Linked DNA regions of Homo sapiens: all the other regions are linked to region 1. A link is a loop called in an ENCODE intact Hi-C map of the cell type or tissue named here. Cell type or tissue: ascending aorta. All regions are shown on one strand. Each heading gives the region's core, and the rest is flanking DNA. Links, peaks and the distances in the headings are about the cores only.

Region 1 (6,034 bases), core at 1,960-4,459:
CCTCTGCCTTTGACTCCTGACCCCTTTCCACTGCCTTTTCTTCATTCTTCCTATGGCCCTTCATGAAAGAGGCTGTGGATGGTAAGTGAGATTTCTCCCATCACACCCAAAACCCCAACAACCAGCCTTGCCTGGAAAGTGAGTTGGGGCCTGCTCAGAGCACCCCCTTGCAGCTCTGCCCTCCCGCCCCATGCTTCAGGCAGCTTGCTCTCTCCTCATAGGTAAGAGGAAGCCGGTGCTGTCTCTATTTGACTATGAGCAGCTGATGGCCCAGGAGCACAGCCCTCCCAAGCCCTCCTCGGCTGGGGAGATGTCACCACAGCGTTTCTTCTTCAACCCGTCTGCTGTCAGCCAGAGGACCACCTCGCCTGGGGGCCGGCCCTCCGCCCGGAGCCCCCTCAGCCCCACAGAGACCTTCAGCTGGCCCGACGTCCGTGAGCTCTGCTCCAAGTATGCCTCCCGCGATGAGGCACGCCGAGCAGGGGGCGGCCGGCCCCGCGGCCCACCCGTCAACAGGAGCCACTCGGTGCCGGAGAACATGGTAGAGCCACCTCTGTCGGGCAGGGTGGGCCGCTGCCGCAGCCTGAGCACCAAGAGGGGCCGGGGAGGCGGAGAGGCTGCCCAATCCCCTGGGCCTCTGCCCCAGAGCAAGCCGGATGGAGGCGAGACCCTGTATGTCACTGCAGACCTCACCCTGGAGGACAACCGGCGGGTGATTGTCATGGAGAAGGGACCCCTTCCCAGCCCCACTGCAGGGCTGGAGGAGAGCAGTGGCCAGGGACCAAGCTCACCGGTGGCCCTGCTGGGGCAGGTTCAGGACTTCCAGCAGTCTGCAGAGTGCCAGCCGAAGGAAGAGGGTTCCAGGGACCCGGCAGACCCGAGCCAGCAGGGCAGAGTGAGAAACCTTAGAGAGAAGTTCCAGGCCTTGAACTCTGTCGGTTGATGCTGACTCCTGGGGGAGGGAGGAGTCATGTTGGAGGTTGGGGAAGAACCTGGGCATCCTTCCCCTCAAGCCTGGGCTCATGGAGCCCCTGCCCAGGGCCCTCAGGTGGGCGGAAAGTCCATCCCCTCCGCCCTTCAGGAAGGATGCTCCCGTGTGCAGGGGTCTCCTGCCTGTGCCATCCACTGGGGCTCGAGACAATTTCCCACTCACCTGTGAGGCCGGTGTGGCTGCTTCCCTTGTAAATAGTTGTTCTCTGGTAAGAAGCCAAATATTTAAGCTCACTTCTTCCCAGAGAGAGGAAGCTCTGCTCAGGCCTCCAGCGTTGGCTGGCCATGGCCACAGCCAGATGGAGGAGCCCATCCCCAGGAGACTCAGGCAGTGGCCTGGAGAGGCTTTGTTCTGTAACGGTGCCTTTTCTTAGGGTCCAGGCAGGAATGAAGCCAATAATTTATTGCTTTCCATTCTGTGGTATGATGTGCGTGTGCGTGAGTGTGTGGCCCCTGTTTATTCCCCTCCTGTCAAGAATGAAGTGGATTCAGTTCAGGTACTTTTGAGGGTTGTTGTGCTGACCCTGTGGTTGTCGCTGATGTACACACATTTCATTATTTGCCAATGGTGCAATAACCACTGCTGACCAACCCACTATGTGTGAACTCCTTCCTAGGCTTGGCTGGGGTAGGGAAGGTTATTCATGGGCCAGGGATGTCTTAGGGAGATGGAGACATGGAGGTTGTTCCTTCCACACTCAATTGTCACTTGGGCTTATGAAACATAAGGCACCCGGGTACTGGTGGGGGAGGTGGGGCAGGAGGATGTGAGGGCGGGCTTTTTCTTTCTGCTGCCTAGACTCCCATGGGCTTCTCTGTCTAGCAGCAGCCTGCTGTCCTGTCTAGGGTAGGGGGTCCCGCATGCCAGCCTTTTGCTCTTTTCCCCAAGGGCCAGAGTTGGACCAAGAAAAAGGGAGGTGGTGAGGTGGATAGACTGTTTTTCTCATAAGCAGATGCTCCCAGTATCTGGTGCCTTTTGCGTTTCTCTCCGGTCCCCAGGAAACATCCTAGAAGACAAGGATTTTTTTTTTTTTTTTTTTTGAGACAGAGTCTTATTCTGTCACCCAGGCTGGAGTGCAATGGCGTGATCTTGGCTTACTGCAACCTCCGCCTCCCAGGTTCAAGCAATTCTCGTTGTCTCAGCCTCCCAGGTCGCTGGGACTACAGGCATGAGCCACCACACCCAGCTAATTTTTTGTATTTTTAGTAGAGACGGGGTTTCGCCGTGTTGACCAGGCTGGTCTCGAACTTCTGACCTCAGGTGATCCACCCACCTCGGCCTCCCAAAGTGCTGGGATTACAGGGGTGAGCCACTGCATGCGGCTGAAGGTAAGGATTCTAAACTCGGAGACTAGAAATGTCCTAAAGGTGTCTGCAACATTGGATGAGGAGTACAAGTGCATTTTTCTGGGATGATTCCTCCCTTTTTATCACATTCTCAGAAGTATCTTTGATTCAGAAGAGTTAGGAATGCCTCCCTATTTCAGTTGGGTTTTCTGCCCTTTCTCCACAGAGGTCCAGACTCATTTTGCTTAATTTTTTTTCTAGCTGGGGCCTGGGAGGTAGAGGCTTCAGGGCCTGGGTGGTAGAGCTGCCTGACAAGTGTTCAGCAGGGCTGCTGGGTCAGGGCCCTGTGGGCCTTCTGACCCAACCTGAAGATGGGTCTGCTAAGTCTAACAAGGTCAAGGGAAGATCAGAGGGACCCAGATTCTTTTTTATCCCCCACTTGAAACGGAGTCTTGCTCTGTCGCCCAGGCTGGAGCGCAGTGGTGCAATCTTGGCTCACTGCAACCTCCGCCTCCCTGACCCTCACACTGTCCAGTGCCCTTGTGGTTACTCAGCATCATATCTTGAGACTGGCCTGGCAGGAGCCAGTGACTGTGGAATGACCACAGAAGATTCAGGGCAGCTGCCAGACCAGGGGCTATCTCTGCCCTGCGCTGCTTCTGCTCAAGAGAGGTTGTCACTAGCCTCTGATCTTCCCTTGAAGAACCCGACTGGGGCTCTTCAGAGGGTGGGGCCCAGGAAGTTGTAGTTAACCCCTTCCCCAGGCAGTCCTTACACGGCCATCTAGGTATGCCTGGGAACCTTGCACCAGGTCGGTGGTTCTCACTGGCTGCCCATTGGAATTATCTGGGGAGCCTTCTGGAAACGCAGTGCTTACATTCCATCTCCCTAGACCAACAGAAACTGCCCTCTGGAGGTGAATCCCAGGCTTAGAGATTCTGATGATTCTGCGGTCCAGTGAGTGCTGAGATCTGTCCTGAGCTCTGTGGGGAGGGGCCTGGACTGATCACTGCTTGGAAATGATTTTGCCCTACAGTAGGCCTTCAAGTTGATCAAATGCATGAATGAGCAAGCTTTTCTTGGAGTTTGTGATGAAGCCCAGGAACCGGGTGCTTGCAGTCGTCCCATAAGGCTCCCAGGGACAAGCTAGAGAATCTGGCTGTCCCTCTGTCTCCATGGTGCCAGCCCTCTTAGGCTCAGTTCAAAGGGAGAGGAGGCTAGTTAAATAAGAAACTGAGAGAAACATGGAGCATTATTGATTTATTAGAAAAACTAGTAAATGGGTTTCCTCTGGTTGGTGGAAGCACGGTTGAGCAGGTGGAGGACAGGACCCAGCTGGCCCCAGGGCCAGCCCCAGATTGCATGGTCTGTGCCCAACAGGGTTGCATTCCTCTGCAGCCGCCGCCTCCTCATTTCCTCCCTGAGCTTGTTTGTCCAAGCCACCAAGCCATGTGGTCCCGCTGGCTTCATCCTCCTCTGGATTCCTGCCCCCCTCCCATGAAGGGAGGAAGAGGATTCAGGGTCAGCCTAGGGGACCCTGGCTCCCTCCGATAGGCAGGAAGGAGGAGGGATGCGGAGGAGAGGCTGAGCCTTCCACGGGCCTCCTGTTAGGGGTGTTGGTGGAGGCCAGGTTGGGGAGGGAAGCCTAAGGACCCTCCACACCTCCCACAGCCAGAGTCAGTTGAGGCTGGGACAAAGGGGAAGGAGAGAGGGAAGGAGGACCGCCTGACCTTGCCCAGAAGGAGCTTCCTCTAAACTGCCCTGGGAAGGAAGCCTGGTATGCTGGTGTGGACTGGAGCTGTGTCAACCTCGTTTGGGAATACTGTCAAAAGACTGTAGAGTAGAATAAGGAGAGAAAAAAAAAAAAAGACCTTGCTAGGGCACTGGGAGAGCTTAGCCCTGGTGTGGCACACACAGGGTCTCCCAAAGCTGGATGCCTGCATTTTCAGTCTAGTTGGTCGAATGTCTTGGAGCCTGGGTGACAGGAGGGATGTGTGGGGAGCTGGCAACAGAATGGTCACATGCAGCTGGCTGCCCTGGACCAGGCCAGGGGACCTGGGGTGGTGAGATGCTAGCTCTTCCACTAGAGCCCTTCCTTTCTCGGGTCTGTGGAGTTGCTTGCTGGAAATGCCTCACTTCAGGTGCTGATTTGGCACACGTGGAAGGGGGAGGGTGGGCCCTTGTCCCTAGGCTCCCTAAAGACTGGCCCAGGGAAACAGTTGAGGGAGATGTTTGCCACCATCTGCCCTTCAGCAAGGAACCTGCTCTCTGCCCCAGAGGAGGACATGCCTGCAAGTGCACCAAAGGCCTACTTTATTGCTAGGTGAGTGCAGTCACCTCACTGCCTTGGTTTCCCCAGATACAGAAAGAGGCTGGTGAGTGATACACACTAGGTTCCCTGTATAGGGTCATATGTACCAAAGCCAAATGAAGACCTTGCTCACCAGGGCGGGAACCTGGGGATGTCAGGCTCCATCGGATGACGTCTTCCTTCCTGTGGCTCCTGCCTGCTGCAGTTGGTGTCACCCTGACATATAGTGTCAGGGCCACAGGGTGGAACTGATTTCTGCCGGCACTGGTCAGCACTCAGGGTTCCTCAGGGGGCCTCATTCTGGATGCCTGCCCCTGTGGCTTCTACCTGAACCTCACCCACTTCATCTCCATGGAACTAAGGTCCTTCTCACGGGGAAGGTGATAGAAACTTGACTGCAGGCCCTGGGGACTTTCATGGTTTCCTTGGGGGAAAATGCCTGCTGCCCTCCGCCCTCCCCCCCACCCCCGACCCGCTTGACTGCTCTCTTGGACCTAACCCTAGTTTGATACTGGGCCAGAACTGTGTTGCTTTCGGAGTAGAGTGGTGGGGAAAATATGGAATGAGCTTTCTCTTCCTCCAGAAGTATGACCTGAGCAGCAAGGGGAAGGCCATTCCTGGGGACGTTGGTTGCAGAGCTTCTGGTGCTCAGGGCTGGAGGGTGGTAGATATTTGACCTCTGTACTCATGTGACCCCCTCCCCGCCAAGACCTGGGGCCAGGACGTGGAGAAGCTGATCAAGGGGTACCACACCTTCATGGCTCTGGCCCTGACATTTGTCCCAGTTGTGCAGGAGTAGCTGTCACATGGGTGGTGATACCAAGACATGGCTGCGTCTGCCACCCCGAGAAAACAGATGATCAACTTTACTGTCTGCCCAGCCATTACCCTCCAAAGTCCCAGCTGCAGACAGGATGCAATTGAGCATTTGGCTTTGGGATGCTTTACTGCAGGTGCGGGGGGTATCCATCTTATATCTGGGGGCCCACACTGTCCCGTAGGGGGCCTATGTCTGTTGGATATTGCTGGTTTGGCTGCCACTGGGAGTGGGGCGAGGGTCCCAGCATTGAGAGGGAGAGCCTTAGGCAGTGTTGTGACGCACCTGTCACTCCTTCAGATCAGAGCCCTGTGCCCTAGCCACGGTTTTCAATGAGGAATGGTCTGACCTTGCTGCCCTTCCTGGGACCGCCTGTGGTGGCACAAAGGGTGCTAGAGGCACTCAGCCAGGCCCTGCCAACCGTGGGAGGGTACCCTTTGATCTGGGGGGAGAAGCAGAGAGGAGGGATGTGGTGGCCCCTGAAGTGAGAGTCCCAGTTCTGCGGAAGCCCAGTGGGAAGGAGGCTGGCAGCTCCCAAGGCCCTGCACCCAGTCTGGTCCCCTCAGCCCCCCAGAGCCCCTGGCCCAGAGCTAGGGCTTTGTGGGCCACCTGAAGGCTCCTTCCTCATG
Region 2 (6,034 bases), core at 2,052-4,551, 74 kb before region 1:
CGATCATGGTTCACTGAAGCCTCAACCTCCTGGGCTCAAGCAATCCTCCCACCTCAGCCTCCCAAGTAGCTGGAACCACAGGTGCATGCTACTGTGGTGTATTTTAAATGTTTACATTTGACAAATTAATACTTCTATCACAGAAAAAAATAGTAAAGGTAATGTGTTTTTGCATGATAATTCCAGGGTACATTTTAAATATTTTACAGTGCTCTACAGGCAGTGAGGAACACAAGTTGAGAGTTCTATCCTGAACATTGCTTCTTTCAGACCTGTCATCTGGAGCTAATGTCAAAAGCCAGAATGTGGGGCCCTTTGTTAATTGTGAGATGAGAGCCTGTGCCCCTCTATACCTTACCCTCACCCCTAAATAGGCCCACAGGCTCCCTTACACCTAACAGCTGCTGCTATTCTCTTGGGTTGGAGTGAGATGGTGGAGAATCAAAAGCTGTGTTTTAGTGCTGAAGCCAGTTCTTATTACAACTTTTCTCTGCAGTTTATAAACAATTTGCTCTTAAGATCTTAGCAGTCTTTCTGAACAATCCAGTATGTTTGTTTGCTGCTGCCCAGCAATGCCTGCATGTTTTTGTGGATTTTATTTTGTTTTTAAATTTTCTTCAAAAGCTGTAGTTTATTATAAGGGCAAAGGCAGCAATTATTGGCTCTCCAAATGCAGTCAATCTGAGTGTCAAGTAGATCCTTATTTCAGTCCTCATGGGTCTTGCTTGTTGACCTTGCTCCTGCAAGGAGTGTCTATGAGCTTGCCTTGGCCCTGGTCCTAGGCCCCTCTCTTTTTCTGTAACCTCAAACCCAGATGGCCATGCCCCTTGGATGATGTGGTAGTGGTACTATAAGCCCAAGGATCCACTAAAGGACTCATTTTGAGAAATTTGGCAAAAGAAGTTTGGCTCTATTAGGACATCTTTAAACAAGAGTGAGAGGACATGTGGCATCCTGGATGACTGCCAAGGTCGAGCTGGAGTTCTCTGGAGTGATTTGGGTGCTAAATCCTTGGGTGGGGTCCTGACTATGAACTGTTTCTTTATTTTCCAATTGTAACAGTCTCTGAAGGTAAAACTAGCATCAGCAGTATTAATCGTAATAACAATAGGAAATAGGCTGGGCGCAGTGGCTCATGCCCGTAATCCCAGCACTTTGGGAGGCCGAGGCAGGCGGATCACGAGGTCAGGAGATCGAGACCATCCTGGCTAACATGGTGAAACCCCGTATCTACTAAAAAATACAAAAAAATTAGCCGAGCGTGGTGGTAGGCGCCTGTAATCCCAGCTACTCGGGAGGCTGAGGCAGGAGAATGGCGTGAACCCAGGAGGTGGAGCTTGCAGTGAGCCGAGATCGCGCCACGACACTCTAGCCTGGGTGACAGGGCGAGACTCCGTCTCAAAAAAAAAAAAAAAAAAAAAAGGAAATATTTCAGCATACCTATTATGCACCAGGTATTAGTCTAGTCTCATTTAATCTTCACCATGACTCAGTGAGATACAAACTATTCTATTATACCTATATATTTTTAGAGATGAGGTCTCACTATGTTGCCCAAGCCGGAATGCAGTGGCAATTCATAGGCATGATTGTAGTGCACTACGGCCTCAAATTCCTGGGCTCAAGTCACCTTCCTCCCTCAGCCTCTTGCCAAGTCACTGAGAACACAGGTGCATGCCACCACACCCAGCTTTGGGTACTCTTTTTATGTCCATTCCACAGATGAAGAGACCAAGTTTAAAATGGATGACTTGCCTCAAATCACACAGCTATTGAGTAACAGAGCTAGGATTTAAAGGCTGGTTCATCTGACTCCACATTTCAGGAAGTCTTATTTGGGGGTTTCTAGAAATAAGAAGCCTTATTTGGGTTTCTAGAGAAATTTCTTTTTCCAAATCAACTTTATTTTCCCCAGACCCTTTTTGTGAACAGAGTTTACATCAATGAAAAGAAGGCTCCTACAGTGTGGCGTGAATGCCAGTGACGGGAACACCAAAAGCTCTGAACCTCAGGATCAGGGAGACCACAGCCTGCTCCTGGGATTGTCATGAGCCATTTGGCAGGAGGTGGATCTGCACAGTCATGGAGACCAGACTCCTAAGCAGGTCACCTAAGTAAGGTTTCCCTGTACGCTCTCCACAGGGCCTGGGAACTTCAGAATCTTGCCACAGGAGGAAGCTTGATGAGTATTCACCCTCTGATGTTGTAGACAAGGAAACTGAGGTCCAAGGAGATTAAGTAAAGTGCACCCTGTCTGCACGTCCAACATGGGTCTCCTGGCTCTCACACCATTTAGAGATGAGCCATTTTCTCAATAACAAAGGCAAGGCCCTGAGAGATAGTGTAATTGACCAAGCTTCTTCAGGACAGGGATGTGGACTCCACTCCCTTGGGGTCCAGCAAATGCCTTAGTAACAGTGGCTTGTGGATGGAAGGTGTTATTCAAGCCCTTGCTGGATGAATAAATTATATGCACCTGTTTCTCAAAGTTGCCTTAGTGAAAGAATCATTTGGGGCACATGTTAAAGATGAAAGTTCTAGTCTGAATACTAGACTAGAATGAGTCTATTCAGGACCCTGATAGAACAGTGTATATATATATATATATATATATATATATATATATATATATATACTTGTAAATATATATATATATATTTGCAAGCTGTATATATATATATATATATGCAAGCTGTATATATATATATATATATATGCAAGCTGTATATATATATATATGCAAGCTGTATATATATATATATATATGCAAGCTGTATATATATATATATGCAAGCTGTATATATATATATATGCAAGCTGTATATATATATGCAAGCTGTATATATATATGCAAGCTGTATATATATATATGCAAGCTGTATATATATATATGCAAGCTGTATATATATACACACACACACACACACACACACACACACACACACTATATATATATATATATCTCCACACACACTATATATATATATATATCCAGTATATATCCAGGCAGGACCCTGATACACTGTTCTCACTCTTGATCCAGATAATCCCTAACCCATTATCACCTCCCTTTCATGAACTGAAAGTAGTTTGTTTTTAGGTTTGGCTCTATTGCAGGGCTGGATCTATTGCGATTCTGAACACTCATTTTAACCATGACCTTCCTTACCTCCTCTAGGGGGCAGAAATGAACCACTTGTTCATTCTTTGGGGCTGAACTTTGCGACTTTCTCAGACTTTCATAAGAAAACAAATACCCAGAGGAGATCAGAAAGAAAGCAGATCTTATACATGCTTTTCTTACTAGGTTGAAATGCAGTTGCAATCTAGACTCCTCTAAGAGACAAAATACTGTTAGGCACTCTGGCGTTGAATTCAAGCTGACCCAAGTTCAAATCCAGAATCAAACAAGGGTTGGAGAATGCCTCCCATCTTTATGATCCTAGCAGGCTATTTAAATTAATGAAGCCTTAGTTTCTTGTTCTATAAAATTCTAATACAGTCAGCTTTCCATATCCACAGTTTCCACATCTGTGGATTCAACCAACCACAGATAGAAAATATTGAAAAAAACCCAACAATAAAAACAACAATACAACAAAAATAATACAGATAAAAACAATATAGTATAACAACCATTTGCATGGAATTTACATTGTATTAATATTTGACATGATAAGTTATCTAGAGATGATTTAAAGTATAGGAAAGTTGGCCAGGCACAGTGTCTCATATCTGTAATAACGGTACTTTGGGAGGCCAAGGCAGGAGGATCGCCTAAGGCCCCAGGAGTTTGAGATCAGCCTCGTAAACATTAGTAAGACCCTGTCTCTATAAGAACTTAAAAAAAAAATCAGCCTGGTGCTGTGGTGCACCTGTAGTCTCAGCTACTCAGGAGGCTGAGGCAGGAGGATTGCTTTAGCACAGGAGTTTGAGGCTGCAGTGAGCTATGATCATGACACTGCACTCCAGCCTGGGCGAAGGAGTAAGACTCTGTTACAAACAAACAAAGAAACAAAAAAGTATATGGAAGGATGTGCCTAGGTTATATGCAAATACTATACCATTTTATATCAGAAACTTGAGTATCCGTGGATTTTGGTATCCAAGGGGGTGCTGGAGCCAATCCCAGCAAGATACTGAGTGATGACTATAAATAATACCATCTTAACAGGATGGTTATGAACCTTATACTGCAACTGCTAAGAGAAAAAGTCAGCTGTTATTATTACCACAACTATTACTACTGCTTCCTATAAAGGCATGTGATTATTAACTCTGTTAGGAAGGTAGACTCCACTTTTTTAAATAGTTGGCTAAAGCTCTCTAAAGAGACATTCAGCCCACTCTTTTCTGGGTTCTGTACTAGGATGACATTTCACATCCTGGGAGCCAACAATGTGAATAACACAGAGGCTACATTAGACAGAAGGAAACGTGTTGGTTTCCTTAATAAAATCGAACTCATATTTCCTGAGATTGGCTCTGGCTGGCAGGAGACTCTCCACATGGGAAAAGCGGTTAGATCTCTTGGCTGTGTTTTGCCCTCCAAGGCTCACCTTTCCTGGGAGATTTCTCCCTCGTCTCACTGGTACCACCAATGGGTAAGGAAAGCCACACCTCACTCCACCCCACCCCTGGGGGGACTTCCCCTTCACTACCAACATCACGGAATCTGGCTTTGATTTGATTGAGGGTGGCAGTGAGTTTCTTTACCCAGAGACTTGGGGATTATCTTCTTTTTAGCTTCACCTGGAATAGCTTGCAATGTCGGGATCCTTGTTTCCTAAATTGAGATAATAAGAATGAAAATGATAGCAGTGGTTTCCATTTGTTGAGCACGTCTTCTGCGCGACGGCTTGCTCTCATTCCATCTGTACTACAACCCAGTGAATTTGTCCCCATGACGACTGTCATTGTAAAGATGGGGAAACAGAAGCACGAGGAGGAGGTTAGGTCACTTGCTCAAGGCCTCAGGGGTAGTCGGTGAAAGAGTTTAGGACGAGAACCCAGCAGTCTGAACTCACTTGGCTCTGAATGGAGGTGGATAACCACAGACACTGCCTTCCCACCCCTAGAGACACAGAGAGAGCTTCAGTTCCCTGGGTGTGACCCTTTGCTAAGGCACATGGTGGATGAAGAAGGTGTGTACAGCTCCTTTAGGGCAGTCAGCTTGCAAATGTCTGGCCTAGGTGAGAAGAGAGACACCTTTGAGGTCCTCCCACATCAGACAAATTGAGCCCTGCCCCTAAGCACAGATGCTGCTCCCTCTTGTCTTACCTTTTCACCTCCTTATTTATTTACCACTGTGAGGACAACACTCCACAGGGCATGTGAAGACACAGCCCCCGCCCTGGAGCCTCAGAATTTGTCACCGTCACTGGGAGTTGAGGAAATTGCAGTGTTGAGGTTTCTTGCTTCTTCCTCACTGAGAGAGAAAAACCCCAACTGTCAACAAACCTCAAACCCATCGATCAAATGATGCCTGCGGGCAGGAGCTGGGCAGCAGGGTGTATCTGTGGCAAATGAGATCACGAGAGGGCCTGGGCACAGAAAACAAGGTGATAGAAGACAGACGATGAGAAGAGAGGAGGAAGATTGTGCAGAAGGGGAGGAGTGCATGGAAGGGAGGGAGGCCCTTGTGCATGGATTCCCTGGGGAACCAGGCTGCCAGGGCAGAGGGCCAACAGGTGAGGAGGAGAGGAGGGGGCTATAAGTGGGGGGGATCTGAAGAAAGAGCTTCTGTGTCCTAAGAGGTGGGGGAAAAAAAAGAGAGAAATAACCCAAAGAAAGTGTTGCAGAGAACCAATAAGATTAGAATGTCAACGATCCAGACCCATGACCCTGGGGACTGTTGTCACACAAGGGTCTGGTGGTGGGGTTGGGGCAGCTGTGGAGGTTGCTGCTGGTCCCAGTTTTGTCCATATAAAGCAATTCGCAGAGAAGGCTGAGTGGAGGAGGAGGAAGCTGAGATAGTAAAGGAAATAACGTTTAAAAGTTTAGCACAAGCTGGGCGCGGTGGCTCAAGCCTGAA
Region 3 (6,034 bases), core at 2,087-4,586, 64 kb before region 1:
ACCTCTAGACACAAGAGAGGGATGAGGTAGGTAGGGGGAGTGGTGGGGAACCAGGCTGTGGGCAGGGGATGATGAGAAGACACCAGAGGCAGAAACTTAACTCAGAGCTGATTGAACTTTTTCTCAAGCTGGAAAATGGGTCAACTCCACAAAGGATTCTTTTTGTCAAACCCTGTTCCTCTCACCTATGCCATTGGGATGATGCAGTCTATGTCAACAGCAGCTGACACCTGAAGTTACAATAACAATGGCGTGGAATCAATTTCAATAAAAGCCTTGCTTCTTTTTACTGCTGATTTGTTTGAAGCCCAGACAATTCATCTAGCCTGATTACACGAGGGTTCTCACAGAGATTTTATTGCTTCATTTCCTTTTCTTTTCTTTCCTTTTCTTTTCTTTCTTTTTCTTTCTCTCTCTCTCTCTTTTTTTTTTTTTTTGACAGAGTCCCACTCTGTCACCCAGACTGGAGTGCAGTGGAGCGATCTAGGCTGACTGCAACCTCCACCTCCCAGGTTCAAGCAATTCTCCTGCCTCAGCCTCCCGAGCAGCCAGGACTACAGGCACGTGCCACCATGCCCAGCTAATTTTTGTATTTTTAGTAGAGACGGGGTTTCGCTATGTTGGCCAGGCTGGTCTTGAACTCCTGACCTCAGGGGATCTCCCACCTTGGCCTCCCAAAGTGTTGGGATTACAGGCGTGAGCCACCACACCCAGCCACTTTGTTTCTTTAAAAACAAAATTTGTATGTTGTGACTTTAAAAGTAGCTGTGCTAAATAAATCCTCATCTCATTCCCTCCTGGAGACTCAGTGTGGGGTGGCAGAAAGAGCACTGGGGTCACACGGACCCAGGGCTGAATCTTGGCTCTGAGGCTGGCTAATGGCACAACCGAGGGCAAGTCATTTAACTGCGCTGAGCCTGAGCTTTGCGTTTTTAAGAATGGAGGTCGTGATACTCTTCCCGGTGGTTGTTCTGGAAATGAAGATGGGCCCTAGAGAAGTAGCCAGCAGAGCGGGGAAAGCCTGGTTCTGGAGCCAGAATACCTGGGCACCTGGGTTTGAATTCCACTCCTTGCCAGATGAGTGACCTCAGACAGGTTACAAACCCTCTCTGTGTCGTAGCTTCCTTCACTAGTGTGTGGGGTACTTGGACAATGCCTGGCACATAGTCAACATCACCTTAGTGTAAGCTGGAGAAAACATGCAACATGGTGCCAGGCACTAAACACACACGAGTTCCTTTCTTCTTCCCCTCCCAGAGGAGCCCAATTCTGTGCGTCCCTCTGGTGGATACACAGGACCTTAGCCTAGGCTCTTCAGCCTAACCCTGTAGCAATTTATGATACTTCTGAAGAAATCAAGTCCTCCCTTTTCTCTGTACATCCAATGATGAGTAAACTCTCACTTGTCACTGTAGTCACCACGTTTTCACTCTCTCTGGCCCCTTAAATGGAGCCACAGTCCTAGCAGGCCTGTGCTTATACCTCCAGCCCTCATGCTTATATCCCAGGAAGCATGAGTGAAAGCCTAGCCCAGGGACAGGGCAGCGTGATCTCCTGCCCGGCTTGACTCACGGTGATTTGTTCAGCTCTGTGGCCTGGGCCCTGGCTCCCGAAGCCTCCCTGGGGCCTGTTTGGACCTGTTCTTTCTCAGGTTCATTAGTCCCAGCTCACTAGCTAGACTCTCAACTCTGCATGCCAGCCCCAGTCACTTTCCCCATTCTGACACGCCCGTTTGCTCTCAGAGGCCCCAGCCCCCAGCCCTGGAACTGGTAGAGGGAGGCAGCCTGGGCCAGAGGCCAGGGGCCAGACTCTGAATCTAGAAAAGGAGCCAGAGTCTTGTGATGCTGAAAACCAAGACAGCGAAAATCTGTGGGTCCTGCTTCTGTGTCTTATAGAAACCCTTCTGGCTGTAGCAGTTCCAGGCCCAGGATCTGGATCTCAGAAATAAAAGAGACATTAGAACTCATCTGGGCTGGCTCTTCCCTTATCTGAAGCAAGAGGCCACACTGTAGCATCCCAGGCAGGGTGTCCTCCAGGCCCTGAGTGAAGTGCCCTGTAATGGAGAACTCACTGCCTTTCCACCCCGCCCACACCATGGCTATACCCGTGTCTAGAAATTCGGCTTCTGGAACTCTGACCCAGTGCTAGCTGAGGCAGGAGGATTGCTTGAGCTCAGGAGTTTGAGATCAGCATGGGCAACCTAGTGAAATCCTGTCTCTTTTTTTTTTTTTTTCTTTTTTTGTGAGACAGGGTCTCATTCTGTCGCCCGGGCTAGGGTGCAGTGGCCCGCTCACTACTCACTGCAACCTCCCCTTCCTGGGCTCAAGTGGTCCTATCGCCTCAGCCTCTGGAGTAGCTGGGACCACAGGCATGCACCACCATGCCCAGCTAATTTTTGTATTATTTAGTAGAGATGGGGTTTCGTCATGTTGCCCAGGCTGATCTTGAACTCCTGGGCTCAAGTGATCTGCCTGCCTTGGCCTCCCAAAGTGCTGGAATTACAGGCGTGAGCCTCCGTGCCTGGCCAGGAACTGGATTTTTTTATTTAAAAATTTGTAATTGAGTAACATGTAAATTTAAATTGCCACATGTGTAAAGTACTATCTTGAGTAGAAAAAAAGCCAGCACAGTGGCTCATGCCCGTAATCCCTGCACTTTGTGAGGCTGAGGCAGGAGGATCACCTCAGCTCAGGAGTTTGAGACCAGGCAGGGCAACATAGTGAGACCCTACATCCACCAAAAGAATAGGAGAAATTAGCCAGGTGTGGTGGTATGTGCCTGTAGTCCCAGCTACTCAGGAGGCTGAGGTGGGAGAATCACTTAAGCTGGGGAAGTCGAGGCTTCAGTGAGCCGTGATCTCGCCACTGCACTCCAGCCTGGACAACAGAGTAAGACTCTCAAAATAAATAAATAAATAAAAATAAAGAATAAATTACCAAATGTGGCTAGTGGCTGCCGTATTAGACAGCACAGGTCTGGAAGGCGGGGGAGGCTCAAATGGACACGCCCTGTTGGCTCTGCTGACTTCATCCCAAGAGGAAGAGGGAGGCTGGGGGAGGACCAGAGTGGGGCTCCCAGGGCCTAAGGAAGATACTAGAGAGGGAAATGAGCCTGTCTCAGAAGGACACTGCCATATAAGGCTTTGTTCCTGGTGGGAGGAGCCCTCCAGATGTCTGAGGAGAGGGAAGCTGAGGGCCGGGGGCAGGGGGAGGGGGAATGATTTAAGGGCACCCCCAAAGAAGTCCTCCTGAGATTTCTTTTGAGACGGCGTCTCACTCTGTTGCCCAGGCTGGAGTGCAATGGCACGACCTCCTGAGATTTTTACAGGGACCCGTTTCACATAAGAGGTCTGCTTTGGTAGTTCAGGCCTGCAAGGACTGTGGGTCTTGGCAGAGAGAGGAGGCACTGTTATTTTTTCTTCTGAGGCCATGTGAACGGGGCAGGCCGTGTGCATAGTTTCCATGGCATAATCTGACTATAAAGCCCTGTGTGTCTGTGGGGGAGGGACAAGGAGAGGCCCTCGGCCCAGCCTCAGTCAGAGCTGGGCATGGGCCCAGGAGGCACATTCCCTCCCAATTCCTGCAAGGTCCCGAGCCGTGGGCAGGGCAGGGCTGGCCGGAGCTCTGGAAGCTCATTTGGTTGCTGACTGGGGTGAGGGTGTTAGCTCTTCCAGATGCCAGGACATGAGACAAAGGAAAGGTAATCTCCCAAGAACTGGGCCAGGCTGAGGCTCAGGCAGAACACAGGATGTGAATTCACTGGGAGGCACAGCAAAGGCAGGCGAAGGAAGGCCTCCTTGTCTGCACCTGGCTACTGCCTCCTACCTGCAAAACAGAAGCTACTGCCAGGCTGGCCGGGGCCCAGCCCTGAGGAGGAAACTGAACAGGATCATTCGCCTAGAGTGATTGTCAGCGGGTTCACCAGACACCTTTCTCTGCTGGAGAAAGGATGCCTCTAAAGAAAAGAGGCCACTCTGTTAGCCTCTCCAAAACTGCGGCTTCCTGGACAGAAGTCAGGGATGCAGAGCACAGGCTAGTATTTATTAGGCAGCTACTAGGTACCAGGCTCTGTGCTAAACATTTTGCTTTTCTAATTTATTTGGAACAATATAGATTAATAATCATTATGACAGCTAATATTTCTTGAGTGTCTACCAGGGATCTGACATCAATTCCTTTAATCCTCCCAAACCTCCCTATCTATGGGTTGAGGGAAACTATGCCTTATCTGCAATTTTGCTATAAATCACCCAGCCAGCGAATGCCCCAGTGGGGATTTGAACTACACACCATCTCCTCATAACCACTGATTTTCCTGACAAATCCTGGCTGTAGATTCTGTGACGCCCTATGCCAGGGTCTTTGAAAAAGTTCCTACCGCTCCGAATTACCCATTTTGTCCCAAAGCCCCCACCTCGGCCTGCTTCCCGTTTCTGCCCTGGCTCCTTGGGGCCTCTAAGACTGGAGTCTCAAAGCGGCTCTGTCCCTAGAGGGTGGTTGTCCCTTCGCCCGCTCTGGGTTTGTTATGACGTACTGGTCGGCAGCCCCAGGCCGCAGAGGTTGCCCAAGACAATCATGCTTTTCTGAGAGGCAGGCTGTGCTGCGAGTCTCAGGCCGCAGCCGCACACACAATGCCCTCTGTCTCCGCTGGGGCAGAAAGGCGCATTATTGCGGGTCAGGTGACTCTGGCTCCACTGGCCGTGATGTTTGTGCTCCACATCTCCCACGAGGCACCTCCCCACGATGGCAAGCATGGCCAGGGGCTGGGCAGGGAGGGGGCACAGGGGCACTCAGGGCCTGGGTGTCCCTTCCCCTGGAGGTCCCTGCCTCACTTCCCCTATCAGACCTGTCCCTCACCCTCCATCCCCACCTGTAGGTCCTTCCCCTGGGTCCCAGGTCTCCCTCTCCTAAGCCTTTTGAGTGCTAGAATTTATTTATTTACTTGTGACAAGGTCTCACTCTATCGCCCAGGCTGGAGGGCAGTGGCATGATCTCAGCTCACTGCAACCTCTGTCTCCTGGGTTCAAGCGATTCTCGTGCTCAGCCTCCCCAGTAGCTGGGACTACAGGCATGTGCCACCACGCTCAGCTAATTTTTGTATTTTTAGTAGAGACAGGGTTTCACCATGTTGGCCACGCTGGTCTCAAAGTCCTGACCTCAAGTGATCCGCCTGCTTTGGCCTCCCAAAGTGCTGGGATTACAGGTGTGAACCACTGCGCCCGGCCTAGAATTTAAATTCCTCTGGGAAAGCACACAGCACCGTGCCTGGCACAGTATGCCCTCCACAACATGGCTTTCTCTTCTGTTTTCCTCTTCCAGTTTCTCATGTTTGGACTTTGTGCAGGTTGGAGATAATTTTGTCATCAGGAATTTTGACAGAGACCCTGAAAACAGCTGTGTTCTTAATAACAATAACAGCCACAGTTTACTAAGCCCTTAGCATGTGGCTGGCAGTGGGCCAAACCCATGGAATCCTCACAACAGGCCTGGGAAGGCGATGCTCTTCCCAGTCCCACTTTAAGAAACAGAGGCTCCTAGCACTTGAGTGACTTGCCCAGGGCGGTGACGCTGGGTGGTGGAGCTGGATTCAGACTCAGTTCCATGCTCCTGACCGGTGTGCTATCGTGCCTGTGTTACTTTCTCAGGGACGTTCTAACAAGCCACCAACATTGGGTGGCTTAGAACATTTACTGTCCCATAGTATGGGAGGCTTGAAGTCTGAGATCAAGGTGTTGGCAGGGTTAGTTCCTTCTGAGGGCTGTGAAGGAGAATCTGACCCAGGCTGCGGGTACACATTCACATGTTTTATTTCACATAGCCACACACATACATGTTTACACACAGTTGTACACATGTGCTTACACAACCACACATACATGCTCTGACCCAGCTTTGGGCGCTTGCTGGCCATCTTTGCTGCTCCGTGGCTTGCAGATGCATCACCCCATATCTGCCCTTATCTTCATAAGGTGTCCTCCCTATGTGTGTGTCTCGAAGTCTAAATTTCCCCCTAAAATTAGGACATCAATCGTACT

Evidence for each region. A loop is a pair of places that touch in the nucleus more often than their neighbours do. Peaks named below come from ENCODE experiments on the same cell type or tissue, not always from the same donor. Only the 100,000 strongest peaks of a DNase experiment are listed, where the experiment ranks them.
Region 2: a loop joins it to region 1, with 3 times the contacts of the local background. A loop is called at or near these places in 21 of 110 quality-filtered maps.
Region 3: it touches region 1 in a loop (2.7-fold over the local background); 21 of 110 quality-filtered maps call a loop at or near these places.

Annotation. Positions count from the first base shown.
Region 1 is chr14:64,742,761-64,748,794 of GRCh38, forward strand. It overlaps PLEKHG3 (pleckstrin homology and RhoGEF domain containing G3), which reads left to right. Exons shown (of 17, transcript NM_001308147.2): 17 at 222-6,034. The coding sequence ends at 943. SPTB (spectrin beta, erythrocytic) reads right to left here. Exons shown (of 36, transcript NM_001355436.2): 36 at 3,523-6,034. Among named protein-coding and RNA genes, the nearest start is that of MIR7855, 40 kb to the right of the region's middle. In ascending aorta, for the core only: CTCF peaks have their summits at 3,183 (motif pointing left) and 3,413; DNase peaks (open chromatin) are centred at 2,836 and 3,726; H3K27ac peaks cover 2,465 bases.
Region 2 is chr14:64,668,530-64,674,563 of GRCh38, forward strand. No RefSeq gene overlaps it. Among named protein-coding and RNA genes, the nearest start is that of PLEKHG3, 33 kb to the right of the region's middle. In ascending aorta, for the core only: a CTCF peak has its summit at 3,190 (motif pointing right); no DNase peak of the experiment used is centred there.
Region 3 is chr14:64,678,819-64,684,852 of GRCh38, forward strand. No RefSeq gene overlaps it. Among named protein-coding and RNA genes, the nearest start is that of PLEKHG3, 23 kb to the right of the region's middle. RefSeq lists an enhancer at 1,146-1,690. In ascending aorta, for the core only: no CTCF peak of the experiment used is centred there; DNase peaks (open chromatin) are centred at 3,113 and 3,533; H3K4me3 peaks cover 709 bases; H3K27ac peaks cover 2,500 bases.